Linked DNA regions of Homo sapiens: regions 1, 2, 3, 4, 5 and 6 are each linked to region 7. Evidence: chromatin loops called from intact Hi-C (ENCODE). Cell type or tissue: IMR-90. All regions are shown on one strand. Region 1 has its middle 240 kb from the start of LINC03041. Region 2 has its middle 60 kb from the start of LINC03041. Region 3 overlaps BNC2 (basonuclin zinc finger protein 2). Region 4 overlaps BNC2 (basonuclin zinc finger protein 2). Region 5 overlaps CCDC171 (coiled-coil domain containing 171). Region 6 overlaps BNC2 (basonuclin zinc finger protein 2). Region 7 has its middle 84 kb from the start of LINC03041.

The links. Hi-C counts contacts between places; a loop is a spot of excess contacts. Peaks named below come from ENCODE experiments on the same cell type or tissue, not always from the same donor. Only the 100,000 strongest peaks of a DNase experiment are listed, where the experiment ranks them.
Region 1: a loop joins it to region 7, with 2.2 times the contacts of the local background. A loop is called at or near these places in 3 of 110 quality-filtered maps.
Region 2: a loop joins it to region 7, with 3 times the contacts of the local background. A loop is called at or near these places in 5 of 110 quality-filtered maps.
Region 3: it touches region 7 in a loop (6-fold over the local background); 9 of 110 quality-filtered maps call a loop at or near these places.
Region 4: a loop joins it to region 7, with 3 times the contacts of the local background. A loop is called at or near these places in 8 of 110 quality-filtered maps.
Region 5: it touches region 7 in a loop (7-fold over the local background); 7 of 110 quality-filtered maps call a loop at or near these places.
Region 6: a loop joins it to region 7, with 2.5 times the contacts of the local background. A loop is called at or near these places in 7 of 110 quality-filtered maps.

Annotation. Positions count from the first base shown.
Region 1 is chr9:16,037,568-16,041,567 of GRCh38, forward strand. It overlaps a transcript of CCDC171 not described here. Among named protein-coding and RNA genes, the nearest start is that of LINC03041, 240 kb to the right of the region's middle. In IMR-90, a CTCF peak has its summit at 2,003; a DNase peak (open chromatin) is centred at 3,114; H3K27ac peaks cover 1,693 bases.
Region 2 is chr9:16,334,052-16,338,051 of GRCh38, forward strand. No RefSeq gene overlaps it. Among named protein-coding and RNA genes, the nearest start is that of LINC03041, 60 kb to the left of the region's middle. In IMR-90, no CTCF peak of the experiment used is centred here; DNase peaks (open chromatin) are centred at 1,990 and 3,460; H3K27ac peaks cover 1,889 bases.
Region 3 is chr9:16,415,336-16,419,335 of GRCh38, forward strand. It overlaps BNC2 (basonuclin zinc finger protein 2), which reads right to left. Exons shown (of 7, transcript NM_017637.6): 7 at 1-4,000. The coding sequence ends at 3,654. LOC124902125 (a long non-coding RNA gene) reads left to right here. Exons shown (of 3, transcript XR_007061425.1): 3 at 1-41. Among named protein-coding and RNA genes, the nearest start is that of LINC03041, 140 kb to the left of the region's middle. In IMR-90, no CTCF peak of the experiment used is centred here; a DNase peak (open chromatin) is centred at 1,956; H3K4me3 peaks cover 624 bases; H3K27ac peaks cover 762 bases.
Region 4 is chr9:16,513,965-16,517,964 of GRCh38, forward strand. The region is part of intron 5 of BNC2 (basonuclin zinc finger protein 2); the gene reads right to left. Among named protein-coding and RNA genes, the nearest start is that of BNC2-AS1, 210 kb to the right of the region's middle. RefSeq lists enhancers at 126-708, 804-1,372, 1,373-1,939, 1,954-2,514. In IMR-90, no CTCF peak of the experiment used is centred here; a DNase peak (open chromatin) is centred at 2,047; H3K27ac peaks cover 2,296 bases.
Region 5 is chr9:15,871,653-15,875,652 of GRCh38, forward strand. It overlaps CCDC171 (coiled-coil domain containing 171), which reads left to right. Exons shown (of 26, transcript NM_173550.4): 24 at 2,880-3,011. Among named protein-coding and RNA genes, the nearest start is that of CCDC171, 320 kb to the left of the region's middle. In IMR-90, a CTCF peak has its summit at 2,122 (motif pointing right); a DNase peak (open chromatin) is centred at 2,139.
Region 6 is chr9:16,626,405-16,630,404 of GRCh38, forward strand. All of the region lies in intron 3 of BNC2 (basonuclin zinc finger protein 2), which reads right to left. Among named protein-coding and RNA genes, the nearest start is that of BNC2-AS1, 98 kb to the right of the region's middle. RefSeq lists an enhancer at 560-1,093. In IMR-90, no CTCF peak of the experiment used is centred here; DNase peaks (open chromatin) are centred at 387, 1,707 and 2,207; H3K4me3 peaks cover 401 bases; H3K27ac peaks cover 2,523 bases.
Region 7 is chr9:16,190,065-16,194,064 of GRCh38, forward strand. No RefSeq gene overlaps it. Among named protein-coding and RNA genes, the nearest start is that of LINC03041, 84 kb to the right of the region's middle. In IMR-90, a CTCF peak has its summit at 2,287 (motif pointing right); DNase peaks (open chromatin) are centred at 1,777, 2,237 and 2,787; H3K4me3 peaks cover 224 bases; H3K27ac peaks cover 2,686 bases.

The sequences.
Region 1 (4,000 bases), 150 kb before region 7:
GTTTAAAAATGATTCAAAGCATAAAATTAGGAATTGAAAACATAATAAATTATGACAATATATAAGGTACCATGAAAAAATAAAATAGAGATTTTAAAAAGAAACAAATGAAACTTCTAAAAGTAATAAATATTGTCATCAATTTTAACAGATTAGATATGGTTAAAGAAAAAAGTAGTAAACTGGAAGAGATTTAATTCCAATTCAGAATGCATCACAAAAACGTAAACATGTGAGGGAGTAACTAAAGATATGGAGGAAAGAATGAGAATAAGCGTTTAGAAGTAGAAATAGAAAATGAAGGAGAAGAAATATTCAGAGAGAAAAAAGACTGAGAATTTTTTTACAATGTCTAAAAGATAAATATCATAAGATTCAGGAAGTACAGTAAGTCATGAGCTGAATAAGTAAGTGTGAATTCAAACTTCAAGTCCACTATAATGAAATTGCAAAATACTGATGCCAAAAAGTTCTTAAAGCAATGAAGATTTTTTTTGTAGGAAATATAATTAGGCAGCAGATTTCTTGACAGCAACAACAGATATTAAAAGTCAAGAAGATGACATACCCAAAGCACTAGGAAAAATCACTATCGGTTTGCAATTATATAGCCAGCTAAACTATTACTCAACAACACATATAAAATTAAAGTTTTGTTTGGTTTTGGTCACCAAAAATGTAAAGTAGTTGCTAAGGGATTTATTTCAAGTAGAAGAAAATTGAACTAGAAAGGAAGGGATGAGCTCTAAGAGGGGAAGTTAAATTTAAACAAGCATTGTCTGTAGAAGTTAATAATCTTGACAGATTTTAAGGGTATAAAAGTGAAAATAATATATTTGACAACAATAATAGATAAAATGGGTGGGAGATGTTTGGAGCTCTGAAGATTGATAGGTAAGTAGAAATGACATTTTGTACTTTTCAAAGTCAAGTATGTGTGTTAAAAATGTAAGGGTAACATCTAAAACATCTGTATGTATATACAGAAATACAAATAAGACTGATAATTACCAAATCAGTAGAACAGGAAAAGAGGAAATAAAGAAATCAGAATCAATCCCACTAAAAGTTTGGAAAAAAGAAAGCAAAGATCATATATAGCAAAGTAAACACAAAGCTCAAACTAAGATGGCAGAAATAAACCCTAAAAAATGTTAATGAACTAAATGTATCTGTTAAAACACAGAGATTGTTAACTTGGATGAAAAAATTAAAATCTATGTGGTTTTATAAGAGAAAATATGAGGGCAAAGAAAAGAACAAAAACAGAAAAAAAAATAGAAAAAGACCTATCAGGCCAAAAAAAAAAAAAAAAAAGCTGAATATAGTTACACTTATGCCAGACTAAAGGGCGAAATTTATGATTACTGATAAAGGTTGTTATACAAAATGTAACACTTTTAGTATATATATAATATGATAGTCTCAAAACTTGAAGTCCCAAGAGGAACTGTGAAATTATAATCATAGTAGATGTTTTAACACATCTGTCTCAGGGAAGTAAAGCTGACTTTAAAAATTAGTGAGGAAGACTTTTCAACAAGTCATTTTGGGAATGATAATGAGAGTTGTCCAAATAGTGCTTCTGGTTCCAGCTCAATGAGGTTCAGGGTCCTTCTTAGGCAAATTTTCCGTAGTAAACTCCTATGGGGAGGAGAGAGCAGGATTCTCTGACCTTTGCTGTCACCTGTGCAGGACTCCCTCATGTGGCTGAGGCCCCTATTCCAGCCTTGACTCAGGGAGGGGGTGATTTTGGCATGTGAGTACTGCTGTTATGTAACTTGGCTACGATTTTTTTCCTTCTGCGTTTTAAGTTAGTGCAAGCTATTGTGGCCTCAAGATTCTTTACACACAGCTGAGGCTGCAGAAAGTCACATGCGTTAGTTAGAATGTAGGCTAAATGGCTGTCACAAAGACATGGAAGAATACAGTGGCTCAGAGGAGGCTGATTATTTCTCCTCACGGAACAGTCTAATTTCCCTGCAGGTCGGTAGCCCCAGGAAGGTAGGTGGCGCTGTTCCATAAACTCGTCTAGCCTCCTTCTGCTGTGCTACTCCAGTAGCCCCTAAGGTTGTCCTCTTCCTCATTCTTACATCTGCGTCCCAGCCCATGGGAAAGGCAAGCAGCTACTTTAAAAAGATGTGACCCAGAATTTGCACACATTACTCCTACTCATGTCCCTCTTCTTGGAAATCATCACTCAGTCACATGGCCCCCCTTGAGCTACGTGGGTGTCTGGGAAATACCATCTCCAGCCAGGCAGCCATCTTCCTTGCTTCTGTGTGTGTGTGTAATGGGGTGGGGGGTGGAGGTGGAGTTGTGTTCATTCTATTGCCAGAAGGAAGGAGATTGGACCGGATAACAGAAGAAAATGAGCAGTGTCTGCCACAGCATACAAGCTTATTTCTAATCATCGCCTACTCATTACATGTGAGGGACACTGGAACCTTTCAGAATCTCAGTTTCATCATCTAGAAAACTGCACCTCACAGAGTTGTTGTTAATGGCAATCAAGATGAAGGGAGGGAAGGTGAGGGCCAGCTGGGTGCCCTGTTACCCCCTCACTCCACAGTCCCTCCTCTGCATAGCACAGAGGCCCCTAGCCAGACGCATACTCCACCAGAGAGCCACAGGCATCGTGTTGGAGGCTGGCCAACGCTTTGCCCAGTCCTGCCTCTGTTCCTGGAGCCCCTCTTTCCTTATCTTGATCCCCCCACTTCTCCCTCCCACACCTCCCCAGTGAAGGGATTCTGCAGATTGATGGACTGTCATCTAGAAGGTGGAGGCAGACCTCAGATTCCTGAGTTCTTGAAGGAAAGGGATTAATGAGCCCTCAGAGTTGTCTCTGGGCTGGAGCTCATCTCAGTGCCTGCTCCAGCTGGGACGGCCCACCGCAGAGAGAAAGGCAGGCGGCTGCGAAGCTTTGGTCATGCTGCCCCATAGGTGACCTGTCAGGTTTTGTTTGTGATTGTTTGTGCCCAGTGGTGCAGGTCACACGCTGAGCTCCTCCCAGGAATTTGATTGTTTGCAGTTGTAAAGTGCAGGAGCTTGGATCTGTCCGAGCAGAGGGTTAAATCATAGAGTGTTTTACAAGAGCAGCTATAGGGAATGCCTTGTTTTCTCCTTATATGGCTATTTCTCTCAGTCCAGAATCCCAGGGTGTATTTTACGTGGTTGAAATACACAAATGGAGTAACAGTCTTAGCCAAACATGCTATGTGGCTTTAAAATTAACAAGCTTCTCTCTACTTCTGTACCCCAAACACACATTCACATGCATAGTTTCTGTTGAGACTCTGCAAAGATACTCTCTCTTTTTTTTTCAGCCAAAAATATTTGATGGGGTGAATTTCTACAGTTCCCTTGCTTTATACATAAGAAATATTTCTTTTGAGGAGAGGTGTTTGCAAGCGTGTGGGTCAAATCTAAGCATCAAGTTCTTAATGAGCAGCTACTGTGTGTGTAGCTAACTCTAGGGTATAAAGACAGAATTGGGTGCCCAACATTAAAATATGACAAGGAAAGATGTTTAATGAAAGTTCAAGATGACACTGGGCAAAGTAGCAGAAGGCAGCACTAGGTGAGTAAGCACATGGGCTTCCTTTGCCACAGGGGCTCAGAGGAAGGAGAAATCTGTTCAGATTGGTGTGTTCAGGACAGATTTCATGGAAGAAGTGGAGGTTTCAGCTAGTCGGATTTGGCCAACTAGGTCAGTGGGAGCAGGGAGGCATTTGGGAGCAGGGAAAAGGCCTGAGAGAAAATGCAGAGGAAATAAAATGAAGGAGCTTTTAGAAGACAGCAAATAATCTGGTGTCTAGAGCAAATGGCTCATGCAGGAGAAAAGGAAGTTTAGGTGGGAAAGATAGACTGAGGCTGGGAATGTTCTGTAGAAGTCAGGCGAAGAAGCTGGGGTTTTTGTTTCATGGTAAAGGGAGGGCAATGAAGATTTTTTAGTACTTATTTTGATCTGAACCAGGTGTCTGAGGTTCAGGATTTCCAA
Region 2 (4,000 bases), 140 kb after region 7:
TCTATAGTCTTCCAAATCAGCCCCAGGACGGAAAGTCTCCTGACGTGGAGGGGCAGCTGATCAGATGGCCGTGCTCTCCCTGAGAGAGGCCTTCTCTTGAGTTTGCTGCCTTTGCATCCCCTTCCCACCAGCCTGACCCTAGGGAAGTATCGTTCTCCCATCTACTCTGGTCCAGGCCTAAACAAAAATACCTGGATTATCTGGAATGACCCTGGTGCACACTCTGGGTTACCTGGACAATGATCTTGCTGGAACCAAAGGCCCCAAATTTCCCTAGGGTTTGTCGGGGAGTAGGGGAAGGTAGTCTGTAGCCGAGTTCTCCTGCCCATGGGACTGAGTGTCCTCCCTCTGCAGGAAGACTGCGGCACCACATAGGTCCCAAGGCTCCAGGGGCTGGAAGCTGGTGTTCCCAGACAACTCTGGTAAATGCCAGCCTGTCTTACACTAAGTGGTCTAATGACTTCCCCCTCTGACAAGATCTCTCTCTTGCTCACCCTATAAGGAGGGGGATCCTATCCCCCTGTGGGGATGAAAACCCTCACAAAATCAGCACACCTCTGCACGGACGCAGTGGAGAATGGCTGGCACCTTGTCATTTCCGCTTCTCCCATAGAGCCGGTCCTTAGCCAATGCACTGTAGCATCTGTCTTTACCCCAAGACATGTGTCAATGGAACACAGGACTTTAGTCATCAGATAACAGAAGATCAAACACTCAGCACAGGTGAGTGGCCGGCATGGGACAGAGAGTGATGGGATGGGGCATGTTTATAACTACGGTTATTTGGTCCTGCATCGTGACTAGAGATCATGGGTTTCTCTTTGTTTGAATCTATCCTCAAGCATTGCAGGGGGTGGATATGCAGTGATGTCATAATGTCACCTTAATAAATGTGTGAAATGCAGTTGTTTCCTCTACACTAGCAGCCCCTCTCAATGCAGTCTAAGCATGTACGATACAGAATGATGGAGGGCTAGAGCTAAATGGGGCACCAGGGGAAGACTTAAAGGTGCTCCTTGTCCTTAAGGAGCTGATATTCTGGATGGAGAGTCAGATACATAATTAGCCAACCAGATTACAATGGATTAAGTGCCCAGATCAAGTCATGTGTCATATGTTTTGGGCTCCCAGAAAATGACCACTTCATTCCACCTGGGGAAGGGGACAAAGAAGATTTCTCACTTTACAGATGAGGAAACTGTTTAGTCTGTATTAGTCTGTTTTCATACTGCTGTAAAAAACTGCCCAAGACTGGGTAATTTATAAAGGAAAGAGGTTTAATTGACTCACAGTTCAGCATGGCTGGTGAGGCCTCAGGAAACTTACAATCATGGCAGAAAGTGAAGGGGAAGCAAGGCACCTTCTTCACAAGGTGGCAGGAAGGAGAAGTGCCAAGTGAAGGGGAAAAAGCCCATTATACAGCCATCAGGTCTTGTGAGAATTCTCTCACTATCATGAGAACAGCATGGGGGAAACAGCCCCCATGATTCAATTACCTCCACTTGGTCTCTCCCTTTACACTTGGAAATTACAGGGATTATAATTCAAGATGAGAGTTGGATGGGGACACAAAGCCTAACCATGTCAATGGTCAAGGTGATAAGATTTGCTTAAGGTCAGTGGTAAAACCCAAGAGAGACCCCAGGACTCCAGACACTGAGCTTGTGCTCTGTCTGTCTCTCCAGGGTTTGGGTTGTCCAGGGGGTTGCCTCCACTCTTGGATAAACCTAATGCTCGGCATCCCAGGAGAAGATGCTCCTGGTCCCTAGGCTGAATCTCTGGAATGGGACGGGAAAACAAATGCCCTCCCCGTACTGGGATACCTGGGCAGTGTGGCAGGAGTCAGGAAGGAGGGCAAGGAGGCCACCTGGTCTGGTCCCCTGGCTGACAGGAAGTGATGCCTCCTGGGCTCATTCAGCAGCTGTTGCTTGCTTGGCATGGTTTAGACAAACAGGCAGATGTCCTCAGAGTGACCTCCCTGACTCAGAGAGTTTGGGAACTGAGGTATTCACTCCCTGGGGTTGGGGGTGCTGGCCAAGGACAGGGCATGAGCTGCTGACTCATTCTCACTGCCTCTCCGTTCTGATACTTGAAAAGTTGGGAAAGAATTGGGAAATGAAGAAGCTATCTGAAAAGGGTGAGTTACAGGACCGCAAAATAACATGTTCTCCTTCCTCCAAGCCATCTGCTCCTTGTCCCTTCTAAGATGCCAACAGATCTTGGAGGGTTTCATGCATTCAGGACACAGTGGTCCTTACAAGGTCTCCGGATGGCTGAGCAGACAGAACGGGGAGAGAGATGATTCTATGAGATGCCAGAGAGAGACACGGTCAGGTGGAAAGGCTGTCTCAAATATTTTCATGGTGACCTAAGAATAAACCAGTAAGGAGGGAATAATAGCAGAAAACAAAAGGAAACCAATATTATTGAATAATAGAGCTTGAAGGACATTAAATATCACATGGGCTCACCCTGTCTCCAGGACTGGCTTCAGGGACATGTGACCCATTCAGTCACACAGGTCCCCACACTTGGGAGAACCTACTCTTCATTTAAAGCTCTCCTGTCGCCATCTTGAAATTCAGAATTTATTTTTAACAAGAGGCCCGTATATTTATTGTACACTGGGCCCTGCAAATTATATAGCCAGCCCTGCGCATGGCCTTACAGATTAAAAAAAAAAAAAAAAAAAAAAAAAAAAAAAAAAAAAGCCCAGAAAGGGAAAATGGCTGCTCAGGATCACACTGGTCCTTTGCTCTAGAACCAGGGTGAGAACTCTCAGTTCTGTTGAGAGTCTACATTGAGTGTAACTCTACTGGCAGTGTCTGTTTAGGGCAAGAATTCCTGATTCTGGCCTTGCCTGCTCCAGGTAGGCCACTGCAAGGGCTGTATGGACCACAGCAGCCCACGTGTCCAAAATGGAAAGCATGCCTTCTTTCCCTGATCATCTCCCCCTTCTCCTTTGGCCAACCTTGTCTATATAAATGCAATACCATCCTGTCATCTCAAACTAGGGACTCATGATTGGACTCCACAGTTGTTAACGGGCTTGATCTTGGACTCCCAGCCCTGGGTAACTTTGAGCAAAGTTCCTTCATCTTGCTAAGCCTCTATTCTCTAATATAGGAAGTATAAATAATAATGCCATGAAGCCTCTGGGGTTATTGGAAAGATTAAGTGAGACGATGCAAAACAAACATTTAGCATGGCATCTAACCCATAGCTAGTGCTCAATAAAGTGTTGTGTTTATTTAACTTTATTCTACAGCTCCCCTTGTCCTGGCCTAAGACTGTGACTGGATAAATCCCTGCCTTTGTCCTTGAAGCTGCTCTCTGATACCCTACTATTCAGACTATGGAGCAGCAGGATCAGCCTCACTTGGCAACTCATTAGAAGTGCAGAATCCCAGGCCCCAACCCAACCCTGCTGAATCAGAAACTGCACTTTCACCAGATTCCCAGGTGACTCATATGGGCATTAAGGTTTGTGACACACTGTGATTTCTAGTACACACAGTTGGCCTTTCTTTCTCTGCCCTGGGGATATGAGTAACTTCCTAATTCCAGCCATAATCATTCTTATAAAGGTAGAACCCGAGCCTACCATGACGGGTTTGACCAAAGTCTAAGTCCCTTCCTGAAGGCTTACGATATGGCTAACGTGAACCTGGTGAAGAGTGCCATTAGTGTGAAAGGTGTATGGAAAGGTGAATGAGCAAGAATCAGGAAACCTGTCAGAGACTACTGCAATGATCCAACCAAGACGTGAAGGGCCTGAACTAGGCCTGGGGCCAAGAAAACAGGGAGAAGGGGGTGAGTTATGGAGTTTTATCCAATACAGAATTCAGCAGATTGAACTACCAGGTAGAGTTACAGGGGATACAGGAGATGGAGTAAAGACAGCTCTGAGATTCCTTTGAAATAACAGGATCATATTGCATGTATATAGACAAGGTTGGCCAGATGGTGGAGAAGGGGGAAATGATCAGAGACAGAAGCC
Region 3 (4,000 bases), 230 kb after region 7:
ATAGTTTTAAATGATCAAGACAGTACAAGTTTCAACATCAGCTAGAGAACATGCACAGTCATACCGCCTAATTTTGTACCTGTGATAAACTCTGGCTAAAACCAATCACATGGGGAAAAGCTTGTCGGATGAACATCTACATCACTATTAATTTTCAGCCAGCATAGAATGCATGTGGCTTGAGAGAAACTGTTTAACAACAAAAAACTCCTATGAAAAAGCAAATGAGTAGGAATGGGCAAAGATGAGCTCCATGACTAAAACGCTGATCTCTTTATCCTTCCTGTTTGCAAATAAGCCATGGGATCACCATCTTAACTAGAATTCTAGTTAAGTCAAAACAAGACACTCAGGCACACACTCAAGAACGAGCAATACTTTGGAAACAGAAGAATTGTACATTTTATGATTTTCCATTGCATGTACTACATCCATCCACTCCCCTGTCCCTTTTAAGCAAATAGGCTTTATATTGGAAAATGTTATTTACTCATTTAGAAGGCCACCGTAACGACTGGGCACTTGAGGCACAAAAGTAGTAGCAAATAGGGGAGATACTTAAAAAGTGTCAGCTGTCCAGGACTTATTGCCACTTCTCTGACAAAACACAGGTGAACACATTCATGTTTCCAAGCAAGGGAAACTCTACTTCTAGAATCTCATTACTTCTGGACTTTTTCTAACTGGCTATACACATTAGCTTGGTTTGCAGCAAGTAACAAACATTTGTTCTAAGCCTGGTGCATTTGCTGATGTGACTGCCGACAGCTATGTAATTCACTCACGAGGGCTATCTGACCTTTTATTTGACATTAAATTAAACAGACTAAACATTGCTGTTGTACAAGATGAGTTCTAGTAACTCAACTGAGTGTAACTTTTCAAAGTTGCTGAAATAAAAATGTGTATTTATTTTCATAAAACTACATGTAGTCTATGCACACTGCAAAAGCCAGAGTTTCTATAATGTTTTGTTGGGATATTAAAAATCTTTTCCCACCCTTTTTGAATCTAACCATTTGGTAATGGGGCAACAGCACAACACAGAGAACGCTGAGAGGACCAAAATGTTTGCAAACAAACTTTCATTATTCTAGTTCAATCTTTCACAAACATACTGTACAGAGTCTTATATGGTATAAAACAAAGGAAAACATCTGTCTGTTCAATTTAACACAACACCAAAATAAAGCAATTAAGACTTTGGGGAATTCAAAGTACAAGAAAACAAAAACGATTATTACTAATTCCTCAGCTTTTTACCATAAACACTTGTCATTTAACATAGTGTTTGATATAGTTTCTTTTGTACTGCAAATACTTTTGGTCTTTCCTCCCCGTAGAACAAATGAAGAATTAAAATGGACCCCATAGCATCCTCTGAAGGAGGTGAAAAGATAAAGCTCCTAGACATAGCTAGCTTATCTTTAAGAATCTATTGTTTCTGAAATTTTCACAACAAAAATACTGAATCCCCAACTAATGATGCTTATTTTGGGAAACAATAAATACTGTGAGGTACAATAAATCCTACAGGAATAATAACAACAGAAACATATTAACAGTTTCCTTTGGCAAATTTAACGGAAGTGAATGCTGATGTGAACATAGAAAAAATAATTACAAAAACATGAAAAATGGAAACGACATAAAAGTTAAAATAAAGGGATATTTCTAACTTTTAGACTGATGAAAGAAATGTCTGAGGCCATTAAATGCAAAAAAGAAATACATTCTCTTTAAATTATTGTGTACTGTTTGACAAAATATTCCTTGTTTATCTCTTCTTTTCCCCTCCACTTAAAAAAAAAGGAAAAAAGAAAAAAAAAAGACAACAAAACAGTCTGCAATGCACACCCTAATGGTTTTGGCTGCAGACTGAACTTGAGTAAATATCATCATTTAGTCAGTATGTTGTGGTAGCTGAGGCTGCCGATGTGGTTAACCAGCTCAGGCAACATGTGTAAACATCGGAAACAAAACAAAACAAAAAAGGTTTGGAGAATAGTCTCTCTCCTCTTTCTCACTCTCAATTGCTTGGTTTCAGGCTTGCTTTCATTTCTCTCTGACAAATCGTGTGGGGAAACACAAAACACTGAACATTGAGAGATCCTGCTTTAAAACCCCCTTCTTCTGGCTTTTCAGAAAGGAGTGTTGCTCCATTCAAGTTTAGCACATGTTTTCAAAGCTTCCAAGTACTGCTGCTGTTAAATGCCTTTTGATTTTGTCTACCAAACAGGCCTGAATTATAGTACGACTGCAGAATTTGCAACAAATTAGACAGCCATACAACAGACCGACCCAGTTCAGAGGATTTCTTTTTAAAGGATAAGGGTTAGGGCCTTGGAAATGAGTGTTCGACTCTTTTACTGTATTCATCTTTGTTCCGTAGCGGGTAATTTGGGCTTTTGTATCCTGAAATATTATCCTGCCTCTGAAGAATAAATGCCTTGGCTGTTTCACACCACATAATTTTGTTTTCCTTTTATGTAACTTAACGTATAAGCAAGAAGGATGCAATGTTGATTCTAATAACATTCGGCACTTGAAAGAATCACCAAGTGTTTTTTTAAAAAGCGGTTTTCTGGTGGCCAACAAATTGGCCTGTGGTTATGTTGAGTGACTAATTGTATTTTCTTTTCTGGAAACTTGTGCAAAGTTGGCAGTTTTGTGTTAACACTAATACTTTGTTTGGCATTTGTGCCCTATACTGACCAGACCATTTTTATACAAGTGAATTTTTTTTAAAAAAGACACTTACTGAAGTATGGCAATAGTTTAAGGATAAAAAAGAAGCATGGTTATTACACATCCCCTTGTAGTGTATGAAAAAAAGTGCATGACGGGATTTATGTACTAGTACAGGACATTTTAAAAAATCAGATCTGTGCTGTAAAGCATGCCAGCACCTCTTTAGCACTATATCTAACAGGTAGTAAAAACAAGACCATGTTTTTTTCTTTTTTTAAAAATGTGCATTAATGCTAACATAAATGAATAGAGCTAGCCAGCAAACTATCTTTTCCTGCATATCTAACAGCTGGATGTAACTGTAAAAATTAAACAAAAAAGTTAAACAACCATCAATACAATTGTTTTACATCAATGGCCCCTCAAGGCTAAATATTTACAGGTGAATCTGCCATGCTTTAATTGAAGATTCTTTCAAAACCTTAAAGTTCACAAAAGACAACTATAAGAAGTTCCTTTTTGTTTCTTTTTTCTTTTTTTTCCCTTTTATTTTTGCAGGCAACAGTCATGGGTACAACAAATTGTCTCTTTGGGGAAGACCAAGAATTATTCTGTCAAAACTGGGGCTAGTTGCACACTGTGTGTGTGTGTGTGTGTGTGTGTGTATGTGCATGTGTGTGTGTGTGTGTTTAAAGGGGTACTCTGTTTTCACCCTGAAATCAAAGATCCCACTCCTTTCCCAAAACTATAAAGGGAAGTGAAAAAAATTCAAAAGCACCTAGTGTTTATCTTGTTTATCTCAAGGAAATACGTGTGTGTATATGTAGCCACAGAGCATACATAAATGCACACACACACACACACACACACACACCCCAAGTACATAAGCGCACACTGACTATGGCAGTTCAAACACGTAGGCCATCTGGTGAGAGCTGGCATTTGTAGTGTCCATTCTGAGACTAATCTACTGAAGTGAAGGGAATGTTTTTGTGGAGATTAGGGTTCTGACTGTGCCGATTTCGGCTTCGTACAGAGGAAAACATCATATTGCAACCTGGGACTTTGCACTTGTGCATTTCTCTCAAATGCACAGTTTTGTAGTGCACTCTCAGGGTCCCCTTGTTGCTGTACATTTTGTGGCAAATGTTGCACATGATCCCACCATTGCTCCCAGACAAGCTGCTGAACATAAGAGATCCTGAAACTTCAGCCCCTAGGCTGCCAGGGAGGGCAGGGGCCTCGGCCTTGTGTGCCGACTCCCCACTGTCACTCGCCCCGTCAATGTCATCGAGAAGAATCCCCTCAT
Region 4 (4,000 bases), 320 kb after region 7:
CAAAACTAATTTCTTTTCAAAAATATTAGCAAGAATATTATTAGCCAGATAAGCAGGAATCACCTATACGTGTGGCTATCTCCTGCAACTTTCTTCTCTGAGATGGCAGGATGTCACAGTTTTCCAGTGGAAATCTGAACCACCAAAGTCCTTTCTACACCCTGGTCCAACCCTTCAGTGAAGCACCACCAGCCAGCAAGGCAGGTTCACCTGATTACTCAAGATTCGTCTGGTTTCAAGGGATGAAATACTTCTATTGTCTCCAGACCATGCAGCCTGAGAGTTACTAGGTTTCAAACCAAATTTTCATGTTCCTTCTGTGCAAAGAATAAATGTACTCTCTACCATTCAAAGAGGATAGCTGCCAACACACCCCTGACTGGTCTGAGTGGCTGAAATTCCACTGGGAGGACAACAAAAGGAAGTGGGGCTTCAGTATGCAGAGCAGGGAGATCAGAATGATGAGCAAAAGCCAGAATCTTTTGTTATGTGTTTTTCACCCAATGCTGACATCTAATTGTTTAGATTTTTTTTTAAAAAGGGGGGAAAAATACTGGTAATAAAGGAGAGGTTCTGAAAAAGCAGCTCTGTACTAGCAATCTGTTATCTGTATCATAAACTTTCTTTCCTCTCTTATTTATCTTTCAGATGTTTACAGTTGACATGCAAATTTCAGTTGTCCTCCCACCAACAGGTGAGCACATTTGTTTCTTTTTTGAATTGTAATAATAACATTTTTCTTCTAAGGAGTCTTAATTTCTATAGTCACCAGGAACTGTTGTTAGCAAGGGATCCACGTCTCGATGATGACAGAATTGAAAAACAAACAAACAAACAAAAAAACACTTTCACATGGAGAGAGAAATAAGTAGTTGTCAACAAAACCATTTCTTTCTTCATTGCTAATGGCAATCACTGGATAAGCAGATCATCTTGATTTTAAAAATTCCAATTATTGAACTCCAAACCACCACATTGATTACTGATTCCAGATATATATTCTGGTTTCTGGAACCAGCAAAACTGTCTGGCAGTTACACTGACCCAGAAGGGAACAGACGGGAGGAAAGAGAACTCCCTTTAATGCACAGCTATCAGTACTGTTGGCTATTTACATAATTCTTGCATCAATAGGACCACTGAACAAGTGTTAATATTGCAAGTGGAAGCAACATCCAGAGGGAATTCAACATCATTAGCTGCATGGAGCAGAGCATGGAGATCCGAGAGGGAATCATGTCAGCTCCAAGAAGCCAATAGTCTGTGGCTGTCAGTGTCTGAAATGGAGCCGCTTCAAAGCCGACTGGGCTGTGACCTGAACACTGCATCCCTGCGCCCGGTGAGAAGAGGATCAATGACTGTGTTTGCTGGGCTCCAGTCATCCCCTTGGCTAATGAAAGCTGTGCTGAAAGGAATGCTACGGGGCCTCTGGGCAGCCTGCAGCCTGGCATTAGCGGAGCTTGGCTGGTGAATGCACCCGGCACCAAAGCCTCCCTCACCCTCACCCGCCCTCTTCCCTGTTCTATCCCACCAACTCCCCTCTGGCTGTCTGTTTAGTGTCACTCAGTTGGGATGGATCCCGTTAAAGATCTGACGCTTAGTGAGGACTCGGAGGTGTCTGGAACGTCTGTCTCTAATCATAAACACCACAGCTGGCAATGATGTGGTCGAAAAAAAATCACCTTGATCCAGTACACATTCTCTTTGATGTCTCTGCAGTGAGTTCACTGCCCAGAGAAAAAGGTACAATTTGAAAAAAAAAAAAAATTTAAAAAAAACCTCTGAAAAAAAAAATCAAGCTTGACATTCTCAAATCATAACCATATGACTTTCAATTCCATGCTAAAAAAAAGATATATATATATATACATCTCATTGCATTATGTTCTAAGAAATTCAGAAAAGAGGCATCTGACAATTGTAACATGAAACAGGTTTGGAAGATAATGGCAGTTTGAGAGGAAAACACTTCCAAAAGGGAAAAAAAAAAAAGTCAGACTGCCACTACCATAAAAGGAAGAAGTCTTCTGCCAAAGATTGCAAACTGCAGTGACCTTAAGTAAGAGACTGTAGCTGATTCAAGGGAAAATGAAAACTTTTCAAAGACAACACTGCTTGAGCTGAGCCACTGTTTCTAAGTGCCTTATGCCCTCTTGCCTTTCGGGTGGCCTGGTAAACACACAGCCTAACTGTGCTTCCAGCCCCAGGCCGCAGGGTTCTAATGAATATTCAGCCACATTAACATGCATTTTCTTTGTGTTGTTCTTGGTTTGTTTGTTTTTTTTCAGTCCTACCAAGATGGGGCTGGTGTAGATAACGTTCTTGTGATGCCGCCTCAGGTATCAGAACTCTGAGAAGCGTTTGCAAGTTAAATGCTAAGATTCCCCAATGATTATGCGGAAACTTAAAAAAAAAAAAACTAACCACACTAACCTAAAGAAGCGAGTTTACAGTGGATAACAGTTATGCAGCTGTCAAGATAACTCATGAGACCTTCTATACCAACTGAGATAAATATCACTTATGTATCATCAATGTCCAAATTACATACATAGGTACCCAGAAACCCCCCCAATACAGGGTGAGAACTCAAAGAGTCTTTATTTCTATCCCAAAGCGGGTTCTTTCTAGTACACACAGTCTAAATATACAAACAAGCACACAAAACAAACTCAGTTAAATGTGTGCTTCTTTTTTTTTCTTTTTTCATCTTAAAATCCAAAGTCATTTGAAAAATCTCTTAAGACTAATAGGAGACTAATTATTAATTTATAGTTTTATCTTAATAAAAAAGTGAATAAAAAGGTGTTTTAATCCAGATAGTTTTAAAATTTGTCGTATTAAAAGCATCTCTTATGCTTATTCCAAATGTAGTAAAATAATCAGGTGATTCTAACTCTAAATGAGGTAAACGTTAATTAGATGTTTCTGGTTTCTTTGATTGTGAGCAAAATAGCAAAAGGCTTTAAACTGGTCAGTTGCACTGTGACACAACCAATGTTTAAGAAATCACTCTGTAAACGGCATCCAGGAATGCAGCACCAACACTTGCAGTAACAATATCCAGACGAAGCCAAAAAGTTTGGATACTGCTGTGTTGTTCTAAACTGACTGAGGTTTTGAGGACTAACAACATTCCCCCATAATGATGGTGGTGTCTTTAGATTGAGATAAGATTCAAATTTATTGAGGGTTATTTACTGTTGTGTATAAGGTTCTGTGTGTTGAGGAGGGAAGTAGCCAGTTGGAGGAGGGCAACTTGGCTGGGCTCACAGCTGAGAAACCTCAGGAGCTTGCATATCCCTATAAGGTAATTTCTTTCCTTTTTTAACATAGGCAAGGTAATTAAATGTTAGTCAATCTTAACAGACTGAAAGGCAAGGATATGCTACTATATACTGAAATACTGGCATTCACTGCAATATTTGCCTTACAGTATTAAGGCTTTAGTGGTATCTCATTAAATAAATAAAGCTCTACAAAATGTTTTAGCCCAATTCTGATCATGAGTATGTGTTTTAAACAGTATTGCTTGCCAGAAAGAAGGGGCAGTGGGAGGGTAATTCCTATATGCTGTAATTTACCTGACAAATTAATTGCAAACACACACACACGTACACAAGTGCACACAAACTTAAGTAAATGTACAAACCTGACCTGGTGTCCTATGATGCAAAGCATTACATTTACAAGAGCATAAAGTTCATTAGTTTACTTCCTTCCTCCAAAGCTTAAAGGAGACAAAAAAATCATATCATTCATTTCATTTTTGAAAGGAAATATGCCTGGGGTGTTTATATAAACACAGTAAATTGTAGGTTCCATGTAACCATATACATTTTTATTTCTAAAGCAGGGTGGACAAGTCATAGGGTCCTGAGTTTTCTAAGATGATTAATATACTAGATAATTGCAGAATTCTCAGCCATACTTCAGATGTGTAAACCAATCCGAAATGGTACTTGGCACAAATATCTCATGCCAGGGTTTCTACCAAATC
Region 5 (4,000 bases), 320 kb before region 7:
GTTCTATTTCTTTTCATGAACGAACTTAATGCAACAAGGTAAGAGTCCTTTCTTACTGTTCTGTGTTGAATCTCCCTGTTGACACCTTGAAATTCAGACTTGCCTTCTGCATTCTTTCTGAAGTCTCTTCCTTCTACCCTTTATTTCTTCCGTTTCTTGTCATCTTTCTTTTCTTCTCCTTTGCTGCATGATTTTATTTTTGCTTGTCTTAGTGTCACTGTTTTGGATTCTTTCAACATGATGCTTTCACTCCCTTTACTCATTAAAATAAAATTATGGATAATTCTTTTACAAGACTTTTCTAAAAACTTTTCCTAGAAATATTTGAGAACATTTTAGATACTTACTCTCAAAGTTCTCGTTTAATTTAAAAGTGGAAAAAACTCTTAAAATTTTAGTAGAAGTATTTGTGATATTGCATCTATTATATATCATGGGTCTCTCACTCTTGATGGCACTGTCAAGTTGATTCAACAGATAATTTGTAATTAAATGGAAGTATTAAAGCATGCATATTATTCAAATGATTATGATGTTCATCATTAGGTGTAGCAAAAATAGCTGCATTTTGCAAGTTTTTTTTATTCAATATAAAGAATTATTTAATTTGGCAAATTAAGTAATGTTATACCAAAAATATTGAAATGACAATAAATCAGTTTCAAAAGCAAGATGCCACAGCTTAACAATGTTCATAAAGTTTATTTAGAGAATATAAAATGTGGCTTACTGTTCACTGTATGTCAAGCTTCGTGGATGAAGTATGGTGCCTGATGCTAATCAGGTTAAAGGACCTCCAGTGCTCGAACTGTGTTGTGGATTATACTTACATTGCTTATGGTTTTTTTCCCCTCTCTTTGCCCGTATTAGCAATCTGCTTTTGTACTTTGACATCCAGGATTTCCCTAGTGAATTTTGTCACAGAAAAAAGAGAATCATCAATATCGCAGTTAAACTTGACTTTCAAAGCTAATAGTATCTCATTTGGGGGCTCAAATTTAATAAATTTTCTTTGATTCTGGGTGAGTTTTTAAACATCAAACAATGAATTGGCCAGGGTGCAGTAAAATATTTAGATCTATTGACTGTGGTTCAGAAGGGTAGAAGGCAAAACACTAGTGGTTTGATGTTGATAAATTCTCAGAACCTTAATCCACATTAATGTTTTCTTTTATCTGAGTGCACATTGGTGACAAAAAAAAGCAAGAGAAGGTATTCATACATGTAAAATATAAAACCTAAAACAAATGTAGTTGTAAAATACGATTTGTTTTGTTATGCTAAGTAAGTTTAACAGCATTCTTATCCTGAGTGAAGACTCTGGAGAGTGTTTGTTGCAGATAAATATACATTGTGAATTGAGACTCCAGCATGCATGTGGTACTCACATCATTATAAAAATTACATCATAGTGTATGTTTTACAGCATACACTTTGACATTCTCTTATTGACAGAAAGTCTTCAGATCAGCTTGGGACATATAAGGATTTTTATGCCCATAGATTAGCGTGAACAGTTAAAGATGCCGTTATATGTTTGTGTGTGTTTGCTGGCTTAAAGAAACTCAATAGAGTTTGTTTTGTGAAATGTGTGTATATCCTAAGGAACTAATTAATACAATAAAAATAATTCAAACAGTTTTACAAGCTTCCCAAGTAGGCTAGAAAAATGGAGGAGAAATTTTCTATCTTGTATTTTTGCCAAGTTATATTTGAAGTTGCTTGGATAAAACTAGAGATAGAAATATATTTATTTGAGCAGTTAATGCAATTTTTATAGTTAACCTTGTTTTTGACCTTCGCTACCTGATAAAAAACTTTTTGTTCTGTGGCATTGAGCTAATTGTATAATATTTATTAAGTATATGGTAACAAATAGATAAAATTTTAAAACCTATTCCAAGCATAAGGAAAGTTAGAAAATATGCCTATGTATTGAAAACTCCTATTATTAAACTATATGATTAAAATGAGAGCTTTTTGTTCTTAAATGCAAACGAAACTATGGAATTCTTAAGGCTTTTACTAAGTTTGGAAATTAAAAACCAAAATATCTGTTTTTGAATGTTTCCATTTATATTATATAAGGAATATTTTCTCATTTGTCCAGAAGGTGGCAGTGTGATATCAACTGCATGTGATTCCATACTGACTAGAGAATTGGTGTTTTTCCCATATCGGTGATGTGTTTGTATTGTTGCTTTCTGAATACTTAAAATAGAGTACAAATACTACTGATTTTATCTGTTGTATTGTTTAGAAATTGTGTGACTGTGTTGGTTTATATGTATTTAATCATTAAGACTCAAGTTTAATAAAATCCTGCAATTCTAGAAGAGTGAAAAGGGCAAACAAACCTCTTTCTTGTATATTTTTAAGTCTCCTTTTGTGTTGAGTATATTTGTTTTGATTCTAGAGTACATGTTATTGAAGTTTTCTTTTCAAAGACTAGTACCTAATAACTATCTTGTCCAATATGTATCAGTTCATATCAGTTAAACACCACATGTTACTAAGCAGGTGATAATGATTAGGAGATGGCTGTTGTTTTTGATTTTGTGAATGTTTTTTCTTTTCTTCCTTTTTAGGGTGGAACTGTGAAAAAATAATTCAAAACCTCTTGATCAGAAGAGCTCTAGTGACTCTTCTTCCCCTCCCTCATTTCAAGCAGGAGGATGCTTTTTCTTCTTAACATTCTCCCCCAGCACTCTGAATTAGAGATTTATTTGCAACGAAAAATCAATTAGTCCTAAATTTATTCATGGATTTCAGGTCCAGCGATCAATGCAAGTCCACTCAGTGGGCTCAAGGGGACCCAGTTCATCCCAGTTAATGTGTCTGAAGGGGAATTACCATTGATGCTGTTTTTTTCCCTTTAGGTCAGAGATCAGATCTCGCTGTCATGGTCTGCGGCAAGTAGGAATGACTTCACCCTACAGCTACCCAAACTGCACCTGGAGACCTTTGCAATGGAGGGGCTCAAGGGCGGGCCAGAGGTGGTAGCATGCCAGGTTAGAGTCTAAATAACATTGTTTGCTACTGAGACATATAGAAAAATAAATTGCACTAACTGGAGAGAATGAAAGCCTCAAAGTATTGTGAATAATTTAAAGGAGATGCAAATAGATGTTTCTTCATTTTTCTTCTATCATGTAACAGTATACTTTACAAAATATTGTTTTTTTCTTTAAAGCCTAGAACTAGCCTATTAAAATAATCCAGAAAAGTGTTTTTACCAAGGAAAAATGTGTTTTATGGCAAAGTACAGTATTAAAAGAAAATACTTTCCTATCAGCAGAGGACAATAAGACACTAGGCTGTTACCTCTTTAAGCAAGTCTCAATTTGTTGCTTTTATTGTTTGAAAATAAGTAATTTTAGAAAAAAAATAAAATAATAAATCACTTTAGTTGTAAACATCAAAAGAGATACCTGAAATATCTCAATATTAATTCCAAAATATATCCAACATTTCTTATGAAGTAATTTAATTTCAGCAAAGCTTAAACTTATCTGTGTTTTCTATTGAAGAGTATTTTACCCTTTAATATTTAGTTTTAGTGAACATTGTAAGATGTGCAAATTGGGTCATTTCATTTATAAAACTTAAAATATCAAATCATAAGAACTCAAATAACTTTAAAGTACACTAATAAACTTATTTTTAGAAACATTCATTTTCGGATGCTGTAGGTATCCTTCTATTTTATGTCACTATTGTATTAATATTATTGTGATCAATTTTTTCCTTAAGGTTATTTTTCTTAATCTGACAAAATGAAATTCAGTGTGTCCTTTTAATGCCCAAAACCTTCATTAAAAAAAGAAAACTATCAACATTATGTAAATTATAGGAAGCATGATATTTCAAAAGAGACTGTCCTTGTTCAATAGCACTCTATTTTTTAGTGTATTTAAAAGGAGAAATATCTCTTAAAACTTAGTGTGTCTTTCACATGTTGAGATTTAAAATAATCTTTTTCATTTTAGTTTATGACCCT
Region 6 (4,000 bases), 440 kb after region 7:
GCAAGTACATTTGCAAGATGCATGGTGCCCACCCAGTGCAGGCAGACAGAGCAAAACTTTCATCTCTCAGTTATCCCCTCATTATTTCAACCACAAATCAAGTAGCAGTCATGAGGAGGGTGAGACAGAAAGGCAGAGAAAATAAACAACAACAAAGACAGAGACCTGGTTGCAATTTAGTATTGGATTCAGAAGCCCAATTTAAACTAAAACCTGGCTCTGGGGTGCTGGCCCTCATCTCCTTCTTGCCTAGCCTACGAAACGTAAAAGGCAAACACACACACACACACACACACCCTGTATTCTCTTTTCTTTCTCCTTTTTTTCCTTCCGTAATCAGGCTCTCAAATGTCAACGGTCCCCTCTGGAAGGAAGCGAGAACAGGGTATTGAAGTATGCAGTGCCATGAGTCATCTTACTAGATGCTCTAGCAACTGCCTGTGACCCAGCAGTGAGCCAAGATAGCAGGGCTTTTAATAAAGCAGCACGTTTGCACACTCACAGCCCTGTTAATTTAATACCTGCCGCTTGTTTACCAAACAGCACGGGCATGTCTCCGTGTCGGTAACTTCCCAGTGACAGTGAGGCGACTGAATCAGGGCATGGAACAGATGCACCTTTTTACGCTCTGTTACACTGTGTCACAGACTACAGCCCCTGAGCGCATTCCTTTATTTATCCTGCAGCCAGTTGAGCTAATTGTCAGAGACAGACCTGGTTCTAATTCTGCAGAGTCCAGCAACTGCTGGAGTGTATGTAGTGAGGCATGAACGGTGCAGAACTTTAGAAGGGAACAGTTGAAAAACAGAGTCTGAGGGTAGAGGCATAATCTGCCAATATTTTACTTAGACTTTGAAAATACCACCTGTCTCAATAGCAGGCTATGGGAGTGGGGACAAAAGTAAAACAACTCCAGTGTCAGAATGAAGCAGAAGCAAGCAAATGTCAAAGCATATTCCTATGTAAGGAGAACACAACACAGCAGCAATGGCATTCATTTTCCAAAGAATATGGTTCGGCCTGTGCAGTTGTAAAATATTCACAAGCTCAAAAACCTGGTGATAACAGGCCAATATTCAATGCGGCTCACACCAGCAGTTCTGCACAATACCAGGATTGAGCATTACAGAGATACTGTGATGCAAGCCCATTAATGACACCAAAATTACTTAAAAGACTAGTCTCTCAATCCTCCAGCCATACAATTTGAGTCTGCTTGATCATGTGTAGACAAAGAAACTCCCATTTATTGTTCTCCTCACACCCTGTGGTATTAGAAGTGTTTCTTATGAGCTGTAATACCATACTCATATTTTATCAGTAGCAAGAGTTCACTCCAGTTAAAGTTCTTCACCCGTCATGGGCATTTTTCAGCAAATTAATGTCTTTTACTTGCATGACTTCCCTTCATATTATAATTTGGGGTTTAAACGGATCATAATACTTTGCAGAAAGTAAAAAGAGAAAAAGAGCTCAGTGTTGATAATTTTTACCACTTATGACTGAATGACCTCAACTGAGGAATAAAAAATTAAGTCATTTGTCTTATGAGGTACAAAGGACATTTTACGGTGTACAATTTAGCTAATAACGGGTTCAGGCCAATCCTTAAGAAGTCACATGTTTCCATTGTCCCTTCACCCCCTGCTTGTGTTTTTACCACATCCTAACAAAAACATGACCAGAACTGGTGAAAAACATACGGTTCCAACTAATGAATCACATACTTTCCCGCAAGTACAGTAAGTACTACCAGCTGTGTGACAGTCTTGCTTTGGCAGTGGGACCAGCTTAGAACAAGCCGGCTCATCTGAAAGCAGCTGTACTGAAAAACCACAAGCAATATAAGTGTGTCTGCCTTCTCAGGGCGGCTTTGTCTCTGTTCTATGTCTCTGCTCTGTCCCCATAATGTGCCAGCCATCTTGTTTAGAGAAAGTTTCAGAAATTACAGTGGTAGGGAGAAAATCCACACATTCAAAAACCTTAAGTTTTCAGAAAATGTTGTCACTTTATCAAGTGGAACGCCGTGAGAGGTCAATTAAAGGAAAACACCTCTCTCCCACATCCAGCCTTCCACATGCATCTTTTGGGGTTTGCCTTAGATGTAAAAGTGTGCGTATTTATGTATCTAAATAAGTGAGGTGGGAAACAGGGGGAGGAACGGCACAGGATCCAGCTACTTACAGATGGGCTGAGGCATGCATGCGAACACACACAAACACACACGCAGAGCAATTCGCAGATTATCAACTCATGCCATGAGCTACTGCAAAAAAGTTCTATGATTTTAAACTTGCCATTTATACAACAATAAGCTTCATTTGTAACCACAAAGCATTCTGAAAAAGATTCCCTGGCAAGCCCCAGATATTTTTACACAAATGCACTTTTCCTTTCTGTGAAACAACATTCAACTGGATAATCATTGCTGTTAAAGGGAAAGAAAGTCCAACAGCATTGGTCTAGAAATTTAAGTGGAAATAGTAGGATTTTTAAACTTCTGTAGTGTCTGAAGGCAATAAGTAATTAAAATTTTTTTAATGTCATTAAGTGATCAGTAGCTTGTATGTAAGCACCTAAGTACCATCTCAGGCTTGTTCTGCAAAAAAGAAATACCTACCGTTGTCATTCTTGACTTTTCCAAAGTCTCAATCAGAAAAATAAATACAGAGTAGTGAAATTATTTTTGGTTTTTGTCAGTGTTTCACATACAGAGAAGTCAAATGTAAGGACTAATCGGGAAGGTTTACCTTTTATGTTTACTTTTATTGCCTAATTTAGCCAAACACATTACTCTAAACTATAATGTTGTAAAGATGCTTGATTCGGCAATAATCTAATCCAAAAATTATATTAACATCACATCTTTTTATTTACACCATAGTTGTGTGAATAATTTTCGTTTTGAATGAGCTATCAATGTAATACTCAAAAAATGGCCAGAAGACTCACTACATTCAGAAGATTCACTACATTAATTAGAGAAGATCTTGGCCTCTGTGGTTTCTTCCTAAAATTCACTCTTTCTAAATGAACTTTAATGTTTGTGTGTTTGGGGGAGTTCAGTGCTGGGCTGATCAAGGGCAAGTACTTAGGGTGAATCTAGAAATCACATTGAGGCTTACAATTGGATAAAGGCAGACAGCAGAACTGGGAGCACCAACAGTAGTGGGGAAAGAGTAAAGGATGAGCATCTGCAGGCAAACATCGGACGAACTCAGGTTCCACTCCAAACCACCACATAAACCAAGTCACATGATTTTTTTTTGGTTTCCCAGTGCATATAAAATTTGTTTATTCGATGCTGTAGTCTATTAAGTGTGCAATAGCATTATGTCTAAAAAAAACAGCATACATACATCTAAAATACTTTATTGCTAAAAAATGCTAACAATCGTCTGAGCCTTCAGTGAGGTGTAATCTTTTTGCTGGCAGAGGGTCTTGCCTAGATGTTGATGGCTGCTGATTGATCAGGGTGGTGGTTGATGAAGACGGGTGGCTGTGGTGTCTACTCATAAAATAGACGGTTTGCCGCATCAATTGACTCTTCCATTCAGAAAAGATTTCTCTGTAGCATTGATGCTTTGGATAGCATGTTATCCACACTAGGACTTCTTTCAAAATTGGAGTCAATTCTTTCAAACTCTGCCACTGCTTCAATTTGTAAAAGAAATGCAGTATCTGCAGAGTGCAGTAAAGCCAAGTGCAATAAAAGGAGGTATGCCTATGTTCAAGCCTGAAGAACAGACTTAACTAATACATAGACTTGAAACAGTACACTGATAAACAGACATATAATTTTAAAAAAATATTGACTCATTTATAGCACTTAGTTCATGTTAAATCTAATAAAGAATACTAGTCTAAGTGGGAAAAGTCCAAAACTGGATTATTAAATTACACAGTAAAATCTATCAAGAAAGAGCTAATATGGCTGAGCCAAAATTATGATTAAATTATGATAAAAGCATTAAAACTCAGTTATTAATAACATGGAAAG
Region 7 (4,000 bases):
TTCTACTTTTTGACAATTCTAACTTTTGAAAGAGGGGTAAAAATCAATGGAGAAGGTTGAAATGAATGTCTAAAATGAGGTTTAACACATGGGGGCCAGTTGGGGGGTGGGGGCGAGGGGAGGGAGAACATTGGGACAAATAGCTAATATATGCAGGGCTTAAAACCTAGATGACGGGTTGACAGGTGCAGCAAACCACCATGGCACACGTATACCTATGCAACAAATAGTTCTACACTTGTGTCCCAGAACTTGAAGTAAAATAAAAATACAAATGAGGTTTAAAAGTTGCCTATATCTGACTTTTAAAATCATGTACACTAAAAGGGATTTTCAAGAGGCTTTGCAGATGAGGAGGCATTGCAGATTTTCAAACTGACTGCAGGTCATGATGCTATTATAACATATAATAAAGCTAATCAATGAGGTACAGGAAAGGGTCCCTAAGACTGAAAAAGTATGAAGGATGTGTCTGGTCATCATGTCTTTTCCTTTCTCTTCCCTTTTTTTTTTTTTTTTTTTTTTTTTGAGACAGGGTCTCACTCTGTCACCCAGGCTGGAGTGCAGTGGTGCAATCCCAGCTCACTGCAGCCTTGACCTCCTGGGCTCAGGTGATCCTCTTACCTCAGTCTCCCTCATAGCTGTGACTACAGGTATGCACCACCACACCCGTCTGATTTCTGTATTTTTTTTAGAGATGGGGTTTCGCCATGTTGCCCAGGCTGGTTTCCAACACCTGGGCTCAAGTGATCCACCATCTCGGCCTCCCAGAGTGCTGGGATTCCAGGTGGGAGCCACTGTGCATGGCCCTGGTCATCATTTCTTTGTGTTCTCTTCTTCCTTTTACCTAATGAGAGATAGGGGAAGAGGACCCCAGGATTACTCAGGAAATAGCACAACCAGCCTGGGTTATGTACTTTTATTTGAGAGAGATTTATGTAGTGATTATTATATGTCAGATACTGTTCCAGCAGATTCTGAATACTAACCCATTTTATGACCATCACAACCCCATTAGGCAGGTACTGTTATTTCCATTTTATAGATGAGGCAACCAAGGCACACCACTAGTGCATGACAGCACTAGGGTGCATGCAGACAATCTGGCTCAGAATCCATGCTGTTAGCTACTAAGCCTGCCTGACCTCAGAGCTTTGCTCTTTAAATTTTTCCAGAAATCTTTACTGAAATCCCCGGTGATCTGCCTAAACTAATGAACGTACAGAGATCTGGTGCCAGTGGGAGCACAGAGACTTTGCTGTCTGGGAAGTGGTCCCTGGAAGGGCCTTCAGGATGGAACAATAGAGCAACAGAATGACTCCCAGAGGAAATTTCCCAAGTTTCACACAACTTGGGAGCAGAGGGAGGAAGGCGGGGAGGGTGAGTCTGTGGCTGGAAGATGCAGTCCATATGGGATTACATGAAGACATCTGTATATATGTGTTTGGAGGTCTGTGTACATGTGGTTCTGGTTGGGTGTCCCTGTGTGTGAAAGTGTTCATGCATTTATGTTTTAATACCCACCATATGCATGTGCGTGTGTGTGTGTGTGCATGTATGTGTTTGTATATACATCCATGGGCTTGTTAATATACATGAAAGGTGCAAGAATAGCCTCCTTGTAAAGTGACTTGGTTTCTGTCTTAGTGAATTCAAATTCACATCCAGGAATTCTAAAATCAACAATTTTTATTTTTCCTGAAAGGGCCATTATTTGCTTAGAAGTCCATAGGATGAGCAATACATTTGGCATTCTTCTCTTATCTTTAGTGAAGCTGAGGCCCAGTTGGAGACGAACACAGAGTCCCCTGGTATGCAGGCTCTCTGAGCCAGAGCCCATTCCTGTGGGCAGCCAGGACCTGTCCCTGGGGCTCATAGACATTAGCCATCCAGCTGTCAAATAGAGATATGGAAGGACCTTCCAGGTTCCATTTTTCCAAACCTTTAAATCTTAAGATCCCATCCAAGGCCAGCCCTGCTGACCCCAGCAACACTGTTTATTCAAGGGCTTTTCAGGGAGCCACTGCCTACACTGACAGGGACAAGGAGGCACAGCATAATTGCTATCTGTTGCTGCTGCTGCTGCTGCAGTTTTAGCACAAACTGTGAGCACGTCTGTGGGCATTTGTCTGTCTGCAGAGAGGTCAGTCCAGACTTCTCTCACCGGAAGGCGATGGCTGGAGTGCTATTCCTAAGGAAGCAAAGAACGAGGGGTGGAGAGAGTCGTCCCCGGAATTGCATGGCTTGGGGCTTGGTCCAGATTGCGTGGCGAGGAGGGTAAGCAGGCCCAGCAGAGGGCGCCACCGCGCTGGCTCTCTTCTCCCGCGCAGTGCAGGCAACGGGGCGGTGTTCAGGAAGGCCAAGGAAGGATAGATTCTCGATACTGTACCCCCACCCCACCCGCCTCTGCCTCCCTCCTTCTCCTATCTCTTCTCTCCTCCCTGCCCCCTCCCTCCCTTCCCACCTCTCTCTCAGTCTTTCTTTCTTTCCATCTCTAGCCCCTCACCCCCCTCCCCAACTTGAGCAGGTCACCCCAGGGAACCTCAAGTCTAGTAACTGAGTGTTAATTATGTCTGAGTGGATTCTGGAGAAAAAGAAAACCATATACTGTATCAGCAGAGAAATGGTTTCACTGTGAGGAAACTAATGATGCTTTTATCAGGAACAATATAAAGATTGCTTTTTTACTAGTGTGTGTCCCATAGGGTTCAGGGCTATGAGATATTTCTGTATCTGGCTTTAGGTTCCTCTGAGCTTTTACATAATCAAATCAATAGAGCCATGATTCACCCTCTGGCAACAACTGCTCCCTGCAAGTTTGCTGTTGCATCTTTAGTGGCGAAAGAGAAAATAAATAAATATATGGAAAGGAACTTATTATGAATCTGTAAAAACATTGATTTGTTTCGTCTTCAGTCTTCCTTTTTAATTGCTTTGCATACACATGTACACACACACTGTGAGGGTCTAGGTTCACAGCCGGTCAGAGAATGAGGTGGCTGACGATTGCCCAGGTATTTGCCATTGTCTGATGGGAAGAGATGGGTTCTGTTGAGCAGAATCAGAGGTGGAGATGTGCTGCTTGCCTGTCCTCCCGTGTCTTTTTCAGACATTTTATTCATCTTCTCTCCCATCCCTGTGAATTCCCTACATTCCAGGCATGATTTTGGTTCTTCCCTTTCTCTTTGAGTTATATTGTTTTTATCAGAAATTTCCCTCCCCTCTGCCTGGCAGAAATGATCACCCTTGGACCTACATCTGTCCCCAGCAGCATCAGTGAGGCCGCAGACTTCTCACCCTCCCCAGCCCCCATTCTAAGAACAGCTGGTTAGGACCTCAGTGAGAATACAATATGGGAGTGGGCAGGAGCAGAGAGAGCAGATCTCACCATTTACTCTGGAGACACATCTTTCCTTCTCATTTCTCCTATCCCCAAACCTCCGAGTTCACGGAAAGAGAGCACCAGGAATAACTCCTAAAGTCTTTCAGGACACAGGCAGTTTGCCACTCCTTTCCCTCCTTTCTTTAAGTAAATAAGCAAAGGCATCTTTCAGGCTAAAACATGGGGGAGGATTCAGTGTTGTGCTACTGTGTCATCTACTTTTCACAGGCAAATTTAGATGACCAGGGCCTCAAAACACAGGTGTTTCAGTGTCACTTGCTGCTTTGCATTGACAAAGTCAACCGATAAAATAGGTATGTTCAGCTGGGCTTGGAGAAATAAAAACAGGGACTCACTGGCAGTCCAGCTGGTCACAGAGACAGGGAAAGGTTGTTTTGTATTTTCTACTCCAGTCCCCAACTTAGAGGCCTTGTTCATAGATAGGCTTCATTCTTCCCATCCTTCAGAAGCAGAAAAACATTAGAAGTAATAACAGAGACGAGGCAGGAAAGAAAAGCCACTTATGTAATCAGGTGTGCTGGGACCTGGGGATGACAGTGTCACAAAAATAAAATGGCTCCCTAATGATGACAGAGTCTTATTACCAAAGCCATGCTC